Regions from separate parts of the Mus musculus genome. Here region 2 is linked to region 1. The links are chromatin loops, found by intact Hi-C in ENCODE. Cell type or tissue: left cerebral cortex. All regions are shown on one strand. Links, peaks and the distances in the headings refer to the core of each region. The heading gives the core; the rest is flanking DNA.

Region 1 (5,982 bases), core at 715-5,714:
TAAAATTAAGATCTTGTACATCTTCTTACTGCATTGCTAATAATATGTTCTTGTGTGTGAATGTAGACTTGGTTAACTGTCCAAGGCATCTTAATTAAATTAGGAATAATAAAATACTTTCACAATTCCTATTAAGAGTGTTTGCTGATGAGAACAGTTGCTTTTTAGGTTTTAGTTTGAATCCTACATTCTGATCATATGGCCCTGTCTAACAAAGTGGGCTCATAAAAAAATAGATAAAAAAATAGATAATTCTCAAGTCAGTACTATGAAAACACCCAAATTTTTTCTACATTTAATGGACTTTAATAAGTAAACTAAGTTAATCTGGAAGGCATCCAGTTCCAGTATATGTCCCATTCAGATTTGTGCTATGTGAATTTATCTATTCATCATGTGCTGGCGGAGAAGATGCAAGACAATAGGGTCATTTAACTCCAGCTCTTCCAAGTGTCTGGAAAGGCTTGCTATTTTATCTCCTTTCTCTTGCTTTGTAGAGATGTAAAATATTTTTACTCCTTTACTAGTAAAGGTTAAATCATCAAGCAGCTTAACAACATGTTAGTAAATGATTTTTTAAAATAACTATAGCATAACCCAAGGAATTTGTTGTCCTAAGGGGGAAAAAAAAAACTCCAGGAAGCTCTTTATAGATATAATTGCCTTATTTTATTTTTGGAAGACAGTATTCTATTTTTTTGTTCTAAAATTTTTCTCTTTCCTTATTATGCAATCTCATCCTAGCTAAGTAACTCAAGTCAGTTTTTAATGAGGAGCTTCTAGCATTAAAAAATCAACTTCAGAAAAAGCATTTATTATTTTAAGAATGTGTGGGTAAGTCAATCTTGAACAAGTATACAAGCCAATTTATTGTACAAATTGATGTTATCTTTTGACAAATCTGAAATTTTTCATGAATCATCATCCAGAAAGAAGGATTTCTTTAGTGGCTTCAAACAGCAGTATGACAGGTAGATATATAGGGGAAAACATTGAAATAAAGCACTATGAATTGCAATTTGAAAAGAAGCAAGTGAGCATCCTACTTTTCTGGTCACTGAAAACAGAAAACTGGTCCACAATTTCATTCGGTACAAGCACTAGCTATCCTGCAGAAAGCCTTCAGATGGTTTCTAAATCAACAGCAATGAAGCCCAGGTCCCGGAGGAGTAAAAATAACTTAAAAAAAAAAGAGTGGAATCTTATTAAACACTGAGCAATTTTTAAAAGACAAAGACATATTAGGTACAGAGAATATTATTTGAATCTAAATAAATCGAGTAAAAAGGCTAACTGTACCAATAGTATTTAAAAAATATATATGTTCCTCAAATCTAAAATCTGAGGAGTTCATTTCTATGTTGAAATGTACTCCATAAATAAATGTTTTCACAGCTTCCCACTGAACAAAAAAGTTCAATAGTGAAAAGATACTGTCCTACTTTTTCAAGTTTTTCAATGAAGGTTTTAATTTTATTAAATTTGAAATGATTCTTAAAACATTTCAGTAAAAACAATCAGACCCTTCACCACCCCCAACCCCCCATTTCTGGAATTTCAAGACGAAACAAAACTTGTCTTTGTTCTTTGTATTGCTATTTTCAAATAATCATTTAATAAATTTAATGTTAAGTAAATTTGCACTAATATTTGTTTAAACTTTAAGTATTTTTCACAAAGTTGTATAACAAAAAAGCCAAAGTAGAATGTGCAATATTGTGTTTCATAATTTTAAAAGTCTAAGATCTTGTCAGTTGAGCAATTTTATCAAAATTGATTTAATCACAGCAAGTGAGAAGACTTTAATAATTGTTTTGGTAGCATCGAGTAAACTATTGTAGTTTGAAAAAACAAACAATGCTTATTTGTCTTAATATAGTTATATTTTCTTCTTGAAAGTGTAATTTTGAATAAGTTTTGATTTTTAGATAATGCTGATTTTAACCCCCATTTAAACATGCTTCCATTTGGTTACAAGCTATACTGCAAGCTCACATTTTTTCAGAGACTATCGAAATAGAGATTTAAAAGACAATTATGTACTTTTCTATTATAGTTTATAAAAAGCCTCTGTAATCATAATTCATTTGTAATAAGATTTAACTGTAATATATATAAGAATGGGGAGGTAATGTGTAATATTTTAGGAAGACAATTTATACTCTTTTAGAAATTACTTTAATTTTCTCTATGTAAAAGTTATTTTTGAAAGGCAATATCCATTTTGATTTTATAATTCAATATTTTATAAAATTTGTGATTACACAATGTGCTCTGCTTCAGAAAATTATGATGAAACTTCAGTTCCTATGGCCCATGATAAATTACAAAATATAGCAAAAGTAATCTAAGACTGTTCGGATCCACTCAGTTAAAAAAAAGCCAACATTTTGAGTAACTTATTAATTCACTCAATTTTATTTGTTTCACCTATTTCTATACTTCACACCATTGATACAGACAAACTACCCATTGACAATAATAAAAATTTCAAGGCATTTCGCAAAGGAGTGATTGTTTTAAAATTCTATTAATGTCCTGGGTAATAAATAAGGCAGGAAAAAGTTCGGTGTCTTAATCTTGTTTACTCTTAGAAACCAATACTGTAGCCGAGAATTTTGCTAGGCAGGAGAAGGCTGAGCAGATTGATCGAGCATTCTCGCTTTCTCAGTGGTCTGTGTCAATATTGGCCCATGTGTACTCGGTTTGATTCTGTTTATTCTTGTCAGGAGAAGTATTTCATACAAGTCTGCGAGACTTAGTTTAGTTTAGTTGTTTTTGTGTTCCAAGGCTCATTTAAGCATTTCAAGATAAATAAAGTGCAAGAGTTTCTGTTTTGTTTTGTTTTTGTTTTGTCTAGCAGTAAACATTTAATGAAAGTGAATTTTCTTCTCTCAGTGTAGAGAATTTGAAGTGTGTGTTGTTTTAAATATATTTTTTAAAAACAAAATTTCCAAAAGATGAACTTTCATACTTTGAAATACATATCCTTCCTTGTTTTGGAACTTAGGTTTCTAAGTATATAGACATAATTATTTTTCTACAAGAATGTATTTCATGTACAATGACTTTATTTGCCTTGTTTGTCAATATGAGCAAATTTTTAAAGCCAAAACGGCACAAATGATAAATAACTCATTTTTGTTTTTTGTTATTGTTGTTTCATAAAATAATTAAACAGATTTAGCATTCAAATACCAGTTTTATAAACTACAAAGCAAACATTCCAGAATATCTAAGAGTCTGCATATAAAGCAAACACTGTATGCTCCAGATTATAAACTGCTGAGACCCGGAGACAATTTTACTTATTTCCACATTACATCCATAAACTTCAATTCATGACTGCAGCTCCAGTTGCTCATCATGTAATTTTTTCACTGTGACAATTAGTATAATTAATTAATTATTCAATAATTGAAATGCAGGTTAACAAACTTCCATATAGAAAAGTTTTAAAAATGTCCTTCATTCAAACTGTGAACTCTAAGCCTATAAAACTCTTCAAAGAACCCCAAGATATCAAGCAATCTTTTATTTAGCTAAACCTACCCCCCACCTTCACGCCCTTTCATACTTAAATAGTCAGTATGCTCGGAGCTTGGAAAAAAGCGAGAGAAGCCTTAATGGATCACTGGTTTTAACTAAAGAAGTAGGTGCGTATCCCTTATAAATGAATTCAAAACAATTTTTGTTTTAGCATTAATAGTTTGCATCAAATGAAAACAAGCTTCTTAGTGTAGGAGAGTAAAATGTTGAATAGGGCACTTATTAGCATATCTTTTATTTTAAACCCAAGGACAAACATTCTAAAACAATATCTATTACATTGGGACAATGATGGAGGTTTTTTTTTTTTCCATGTTCTAATATTCCAGCGGTGGACTTCCTCTGAGCCAAGGGTAACATAACCAGAGTACAAAGCGAAGGACACAGGAAAAACAGCAGGGACACATAAAATCGATTTAAGAAAAACAATATTTAATCTCATCCAAGCCGAAAGCTAATGCAGTTGGCTGTGGTGGAGAGGGCTCACTTTGCAAAGAGAGGTTTCTTCTCCACATAGATTCTGCCGCCCCGAATGTGCATATATGATTAAGGAAAATGAGGTGCAGATTTGGAGTTTGATCCTAGGCAAAATAAAGGCTGTACATTCTAAAGAGGACCATACATTTGAGGTTCAGTTATGATCGATTGCAGAGAGAATGGTGTGCGTTCTGGAGGTTTTCTCAAGTTTAGCAATAGACAAACCAGGTAACACGTCACCTTTCAGTTTCTCACTGTCTCTTTTGGAAGCCACACATGCTACTAAATTCAGCCTTTCTTCCCCGAATAATTCTAAAATGGCAAACATTTCTGTTACATAATTTTTCCTCTATCCTTCAAAAACGTGTGATTATTTGGAAAAATTACAATGGAATAAATTAAGGGATCTTGACGAAAACAGCGAGGAGGGTAATTTCTATTTTTAGTTGAAGGAAGAACTTCAAAGGAATTAAATCAAAGATGATAAAATGTCTCTCCTTTTATGGCACTCTTCTTCCCTTTGTTCCTTTTGAACAAGGTACTCTAAAGGGCTTCGATTTTTGGACATCCTGAACCAGTGTAAAGCAGGGCCACAGTCATTTAGGTGAGCCTGAACTTCTACAACTCTCCCTACAAGGATACAGATTTGTAGTTTAGTGTGTGAGAAACTGCCCAAAGACAGTCTTTGCAACAAGTGTCACTCAGCTCCAGGAGTCATTTCTGTATTAAGGATGTGAACTTGATTTTGTCTTTTTCTGAGAAAACTACTTTTTTTTTTTCATTAGAAATCTTTAACGTGCTTTCCCCCGACCCCCATTTTTTAATGGAACTGTGTATTCCTAAAGCAGTATCATTTACTATACTGGTTAAAATAATGCTTCTCCTATTTTTCTGTGCCCTCTTTGTGTGCATGACCTTGCTACCTGTTAGCATTTTGGTTTGGAACTTTTATTATCATTGGTTGTTTTCATTCCTTATCACTTTAATACATCATCCTGAGCTATTGTCAAGTCCAAGCTAAGCACTAATCACATATCCAGGCAGACAGGTTTCTTTTCTAGCTTGTTCTGTGAGAACAGGTAAGGACATGAACAAGTATATTATGGCCCCACTAGGTCAGCAGCTTCTGTTTGACATCTGTCAGACAGAAACAAGGAAGAAATGCTCTCATCAATTACAGGAGATCACTGAGAGCATTGGGAGTTGCAATGAGCAGGGAGCCTTCCTTTTTTTTTTCATTCAATGGATGCCATCTGTGTCTATTCGGAGGTACCAAGACCAAAAACACAACCCCAAACAATAAACAAACAAACAAACAAACAAACAAACAAAAAACCAAAAAGACTTGTACATGGTTATAAGCAAGCAAACAAGCAAGCAAGCAAGGAAGCAAGCAAGCAAGCAAGCACACAAACAGAAAATCCCCCAAACGAACAAAAACAAAGAAAACCAAAAAAATGTCTAAGCAAAGCTTTAAAAGCATACACTCCACTTCTTTAGTAGTGACATACAGGAAGCATTTATTAACTTCTAAGGCCATAGTTAGAAAGAAGCCTAATATACCGTGTTACAGCAAAACCCACACAGCATGATGCATTAAAGATCATCTGTGCTGGTCATTAATTAAATACCAACAGAATAGCAAAAAAAAATTTATAGTCAAATAGAATTTATTTTTATATTATCTTTCCAGAATCAAATTCTATTCCCTAAGCTCATTAAGGAAGTGAATGAGGGAAGGCCACTTTCCTTTAGGTGTGGAAGTTCTTACGAGAAATGACGTCGTGCTTCTGCTAATGAAAATGGTAAATTGCATAGTCAGTCTTCCTCTTTAATTTACATGATTTCTCTTAAATAAAATCATTTACTCAGTGACAGCAAACGCAACCAGCAGATGTTTGATTATTTGCTGAGGCAAGACAGTATATTAACTGATGGAAGTATCAATTGCAGTTA
Region 2 (5,982 bases), core at 676-5,675, 160 kb before region 1:
GGAACGACCCGCAGAAAAGGGGGGCGGGGTGTGGATCTGGGGGAAGGGTTGGTTGCACCGGGATTTGAGATAACAAGACTTCCCCAGCGATTGTGTGGGTAGAGGGATGGGCTGTTGTAACCTCATCCCCTCTCCCCTAGTGAAAAGGCAAGACGGTCAGGGAAGATTAAAAATAACATTAAAGTTGGATTATTGATTTCCATGTAAATTGCCAGCCGAGAGAGCTACTTCTGTTTATTTTCTCTTTTCCTCCCCCACGCTTCTCTAAGCCCTCTGGGCTCTGCGCCCTCGGAGCCATTCCCACCCTCCTTAGGGACGAGACTCCTAGATGACATCACCAAGGAGAACGGCGGCCTCCCCGCCCCTGGCCTCAAGACCCCTGAGCAGAGATTGACAGGTGTCTCTAGCAAAGACAATGCCTTCCAGGTGTCAGTATTCCCGTTCCACCCCTCCCACTCCGCCCTCTTTGCTCCTTTCCCTTAACAACTCTCCTACCCACCCACTCTTCCTCCACGAGGCTTGTTCCTACCCCACCCCCACCCCCAACTCCTTGCTCTTTGCATCTGGGCACTAAGCTTCAGGTCCTGAGACTTAGGCAGGGAGCCGACGCCGAGGGGCCCGGATGGCGCTGGTGTTGTTTGTGCCCGAGGGGGAGGCCAATCCGAGATGCCAAAGGCTCGAGTGAGGGTCCAGGAGGTGGCAGGGCCCAAAGCGGGTAAAGGGTAACCGAGTGAGCATTTTCAAGGAGCCAGCTCAGTCTCTAGATTTCTGTCTTGACGTTATTCTCTACCCTCCACCCGCGATCTCTCCTCTTCTCTTCTCTCTCTCTCTCTCTCTCTCTCTCTCTCTCTCTCTCTCTCTCTCTCTCACACACACACACACACACACACACACACACACACACACACACTATAACAGACGCGAAGATAATCCCACCATCTGGCAAATCCCAAATTTGGCGGCCAGGCTAGGAAAGCAACAGCGACATCTCATCCGGAGAGTGGGTGTCTGGTCCTGCCCCACTCCCCGGAACTGGGGAAAGGGCGCTCGGCTTTGCACTCACTAGTCCCCATCTCTTCAACGTCCTTGCCCTGGCCTGGTAATCTTGGGTGCTTTCTCCTCATCTGAGCAACTACTTTGGGATTCAGAAGAGAGGTGATGCAGTTAGGGTTCTTCCGCCGAGCAATGAACTGAAACCCAAATTCAGCTTTATTATGTATAACCGAATGTAATTCATAGCTAGGTGGCCTGTCGTCGGCGATTTAAATCGCCTGGTGATAAGGATCGCACTTATTAGATTTCTTCAAAGACACTGGGGGTTTCTATCTCTCTCTCTCTCTCTCTCTTTTTAAAGGAGGGCATTTGTGCTAAATTGCCCAGTGCTGGTGTGATAACTGTCAAAAGTTTGACATCAAAGGGGCTAATATTATTCAGTTACCAGAGAAGCTGTCTGTCTAAATAAGAATATCTTAATTACAGCATCACAAAGGTAGAAAAGGGGTCGAAACTGAAAGGGGAGAGGTATCCAGCCTCCTCCTTTGATGCGCTATCTATATTACACGGATGCGTGTTCTTAATCAGGCCTAGTCCGATTTCCTTCCCTCTCCCCTTCGGTTCTCTGAACTTTATAACTATATGTAAACACGGCGTCACTGAGGACATAATCTTCTTGGGTTCTTATTAGAAGAAATTTCCATCCTCTCCCGTTCTAGATTAGGCAGTGGAGTCCGCTCCATCAATGAAGGGACGAAGGTTTCGTGGACAATAATGTGGCAATTGTTGATGGTTTGTGACCCATAAAATGTGGAGGTGACTGTTCTGGCTTTGGTATGTAATTATGCAAAACACTTTCCATAAAGACTTGCCATTCGATCTAATGGCAGTTCCTCTGGTCTATTTCAAAAAAGGGAGGGCCCATGTACGGAGAGAGGAAAGTAACATTTGTTTTAACACAGGTTTTATGGGTGTGTGTGGTATGGAGGGAGATAAATACAAACACGTCCTATCTCTGCCCAAAGTATTTTTTTCAGTCAAATTAAAATAATTACGAGGGGGTTTAATAAGTTAATCATAGCAACACGGCATCCAAACACGTAGAGGGGGTGTCAGCCCACCTTCTCTGGACCCGGGACTGCTTCATATTGGTGATTCATCCCCAGGGTCTGCTTGGGCGCAGTTTTGTCTCTGTCTCAACTTATTCAACAGGGCAACCTGTTGGGCTCTAAAACTCCTGTCAGAGGCTGAAACCAAGACAAGGGCCTCCAATGTCTTCACCCTAGTGCCTTGTAGGTGGAATATTTATTTGGCAGAGAGCATTTAAATATAGCAGTTCTATTTTAGGAATTATGCCCATCTACTCCCCCTCAGTACCCTTTATCCCCACTGTAGCAGGGCAAGATTGAATGAATGTCCAGGGCAGGAGTCACTGATTTGGAAAGAAAATTTAAACTCAGTACACTCAGGGATGCACGGGCCCCAAACTGGGCATGTTTGAACCATGGAATGTTCCCCCGCCCCCCTGCACTTTCTGAGATTTTGTTTTGTTTTAAATAAAAATAAAAGGAATCTAAAAGGCCAGGAGGAAAATAAAGTGGAATCAAATGGAGGGTCATCATTGGTCTACAGCCAGCACTGACTGCTGGTTAAAAAACAGGAGAGTGTGTGTGTGTGTGTGTGTGTGTGTGTGTGTGTGTGTGAGAGAGAGAGAGAGAGAGAGAGAGAGAGAGAGACTAAGCCCCCATCTTGTTGGAGAAGTGTCCCATGTCCCAGGGCTAGATGTCAGAGAGTGAGTCCTGGCTGACTGAGGCGCTGTGACATTGTACGGGCACTTGCAGACACTGGAGATAGATATTTTTTTCCAAGGGGGAAACTGATGATTAAAAAAAAGAAGAAGAAAATCATCTAAATATCAAAGTGACACAGGGGAGACCTGGAAAAATATTTAAGCTAATGAAAAGCAAATAAAGAAGCTGGCACTTAGGCTGAGAAATTAAATATTATGTTTAAGATGGTGCTTTTGTACGGGCTTGGAGATTTCCGATTCATGTTCACATAATAAACACTCAGGTTTGTCATCTGGAGGTGCAAATCTGAAAGATATTCCAACAAATGAAGTGCTGGCAGCCGGAGGAATAAAGAGATCGGTGCCTGTCAGGGGTCAGGCAGCTTGAGATTGCTTCTAGAGATCTTTTGAAAATTTCACAGGATTGAAGGCTTAGGGGCTTCACTGCGCTCGCATTTCAAACTCAGATCAGTGGGATCACAGTAAAAAATAGAGGTCTGGAAAATTTTGATGCAAAGATGGTCATGGTTGTAGGGCTTCTCTCCGTTTTCTCTGTCTGTCTGTCTGTCTGTCCCACTCCCCCCTGCTCTCTGTGTTTATCTATCTGTCTGCCTGTCTGTCTCTGTCTCTCTCCAGATATTCTGACATGACTGTGATCCTGTGGATGACAAAGTCGTAAAAACAGAGAGAGAGAGAAAGAAAGAAAGAAAGAAAGAAAGAAAGAAAGGAAACTACATCCTAGTCCTAAAACTTCCGTTTAGTCAACAAGAATTTGAGTTCTTATTTCCAATAAAAGACTGAAACAACAAACAAACAAAAACAAAACAACCAAAGCAAACAACAAAAATAAAACCACCCTGAAGAGTTCACTTCTAGCAAGCATCGTATGTTCAAAAGAGCTTTAGATTTCATAATTAATGACTGACTACTACACGCTTAGAGTTTTGCTTCTCATTTCCCCTCCATGGGATAATACTTCATTTAGTTCACACTCTAAGATCAACATCCACTTTGATATTAGACAAATTGTCAATATTGTCAACTCTATACAAATCAGCATCTACAGGCATTATTGCATGAATATACACTTAAACACAGGCACCCCTCCCCATCCTTAAAAGATTGGCCCGGCTGTCTCTTTAAAAGTAAAAGCTCACTCAAATTTTGCTCCCCAAGATATCAGCACTTCCTGGATCAAATAAATCAATTATCCCAATGATTGGCCCATCAGGGGGAAACAATAAGAGAATCCGGATACTATGACTTATATGTGACTAGAACAACCTAAGAAACTCTAAAAGGAGAAGCAAGGGGCTGGGTATGCAGCCAGGGGAGCATTCAGACACCACCCTGGGAACAACAACCACAACAAATCTGCAAAGAAGCAAAAGTGAGAACCAGAAAAAACAATTACTATATATGATTGGGCAAACTTTAGGAAGAAAAAGGGAACTGATTTAACATTGCTTTGGCTGTTTTAACTCTGACTGTTGGAAACAGGTTTTTGTTTTTTGTTTGTTTTGTTTTAAGAAATATTGTGAATTAGAATTTAGTCTTCTTGAGCCCCAAACCATGACCATGAGAAAGGAGATTTCAGTGTGTGTCCCTGCAGTGCACACATTACGTGTTGAGAAGTATGGAAGAGGAGACATGTGGAGGGGGAGGGGGGAGGTCTGTTTTTTTAACACAATAATGTACGAAGGTGGACAGAAAAAGAAACGTGCAGATATTGCCCTGATAGGTTTCCTAAATTCAAATCTTTGAACATTTGAACCTTGTCCTGGTCAAGGGAGACACTCTAGGGTTGGAGTGCAGAGGCTAAACTTAGAGGCTGCCTGACAGGTCCCATGTGCAAAGCAGAAGAAAATTTGCCACCCCCCCCCCCCCCGTTGCAATCCAATCCAGAGACCACCAAAGGCCCTCAAGTTGCATATTCGAGCCAGGAAACTTGGCATTCTGGAAGTTTAGAAGACTGGTCGGATATCTGGGAGCGGCTGCTACTCTCAGGTGGTCAAACCCACGCTAGAGGGATAAAAAGAAGCTCTAAGCACACTGTAAAACATTTGAGCAGAGATGCAGATGGGGGGCTGTATAGGGTGTTCGGAGCGGGGCCACCTACCTATAAGGCTCCCAGGCTCTTGGTCTCCCGCTGCGAAGAAGGGAGGTACTCAATTGGGCTTTGAAAGAAAGATTTTGCGCCCTGAATTTGCAGGGGTTTCTCCTGGAGTTCTGGATGGGCGCTTGCGTTAGAAAATGGGCAGGAAGCAGAAAATATAAGGGAATGAGCAGAGTTGGAAAGCGGATCCTGCCTTGCCCTGGGCAGCGTAGGTAGAGGAGGAACCGAGTCCCTAGTGGGCATCCGGGTAGAGTAGGGCAGCCACTGGCTGGCCAAGAGTCCCAGAGCTCTTCCGAAACAGGCCGGAGAGATTCCACACAGAATGAGGTCTGGGCGTTAAGTCCTGCAGTGTTTAGAGCTGGCCTGACTCTCTTTAAAAACAACAACAACAACAACAGCAACAACAACGACAACAACAACAACAAAACACTTCAGTGTATCGATCTGGTAGGCAATCCACTTTGTTCATAAAACAAGCGTGTTCTCATGCTGGGTGGAAATGAGATCCACAGGACCCGGGCTTTGCCAAGGACTGGCGCGGGATGTCCCTTTGGCTACTTAACCAAGCTCTCCAGGGGCAAGAACCCTGGAGGGCAGCAAACCCAGATCACAGGCAACCAGAGACTTCTTTTTTTAACCACCGCCAGCTTAGATAACCTTTCTCCACTGTTCCGCTCTCTCTTTTAAAATAAAATAAAAAGTAGAACACACACACACACACACACACAACCCCAAGAACTTAGAAAAGGATCGTATTCAGGAGGTAAGAGGCTTCTCTGATCTTGGGGTGAAACGCTGCACCTACGTTTTAAAGCAAACAAAGCCGAAAGCAGCCCAAACGCTTCTGGTGTTGCGCGGACCTGGGTTCCCTTGTTGCCTTTGGGGCAGAACGAAGGCGGGGCACATTAGGAATTCAAACTCTCAGGCTTGGCCTTGGCTTTGCTCTGCCCTGTGGCTCCAGAATCAAGGGACCCTGAGCACAGACTGCTCACCCTCTCAATAAGCTGGCTGCCAGAGAAGGGCGCAGCCCACAGCAGGACGGAGCTGGCTCCAGTGTAGAACTCAGTAAGAGGCACCTGAGGCT

Evidence for each region. Hi-C counts contacts between places; a loop is a spot of excess contacts. Peaks named below come from ENCODE experiments on the same cell type or tissue, not always from the same donor. Only the 100,000 strongest peaks of a DNase experiment are listed, where the experiment ranks them.
Region 2: it touches region 1 in a loop (6-fold over the local background); 7 of 42 quality-filtered maps call a loop at or near these places.

What each region holds. Positions count from the first base shown.
Region 1 is chr7:70,169,324-70,175,305 of GRCm38, reverse strand. No RefSeq gene overlaps it. Among named protein-coding and RNA genes, the nearest start is that of Gm35271, 31 kb to the left of the region's middle. In left cerebral cortex, for the core only: no CTCF peak of the experiment used is centred there; no DNase peak of the experiment used is centred there.
Region 2 is chr7:70,325,473-70,331,454 of GRCm38, reverse strand. The region is part of intron 1 of Gm29683 (predicted gene, 29683); the gene reads left to right. Among named protein-coding and RNA genes, the nearest start is that of Gm29683, 9.4 kb to the left of the region's middle. In left cerebral cortex, for the core only: no CTCF peak of the experiment used is centred there; a DNase peak (open chromatin) is centred at 3,105.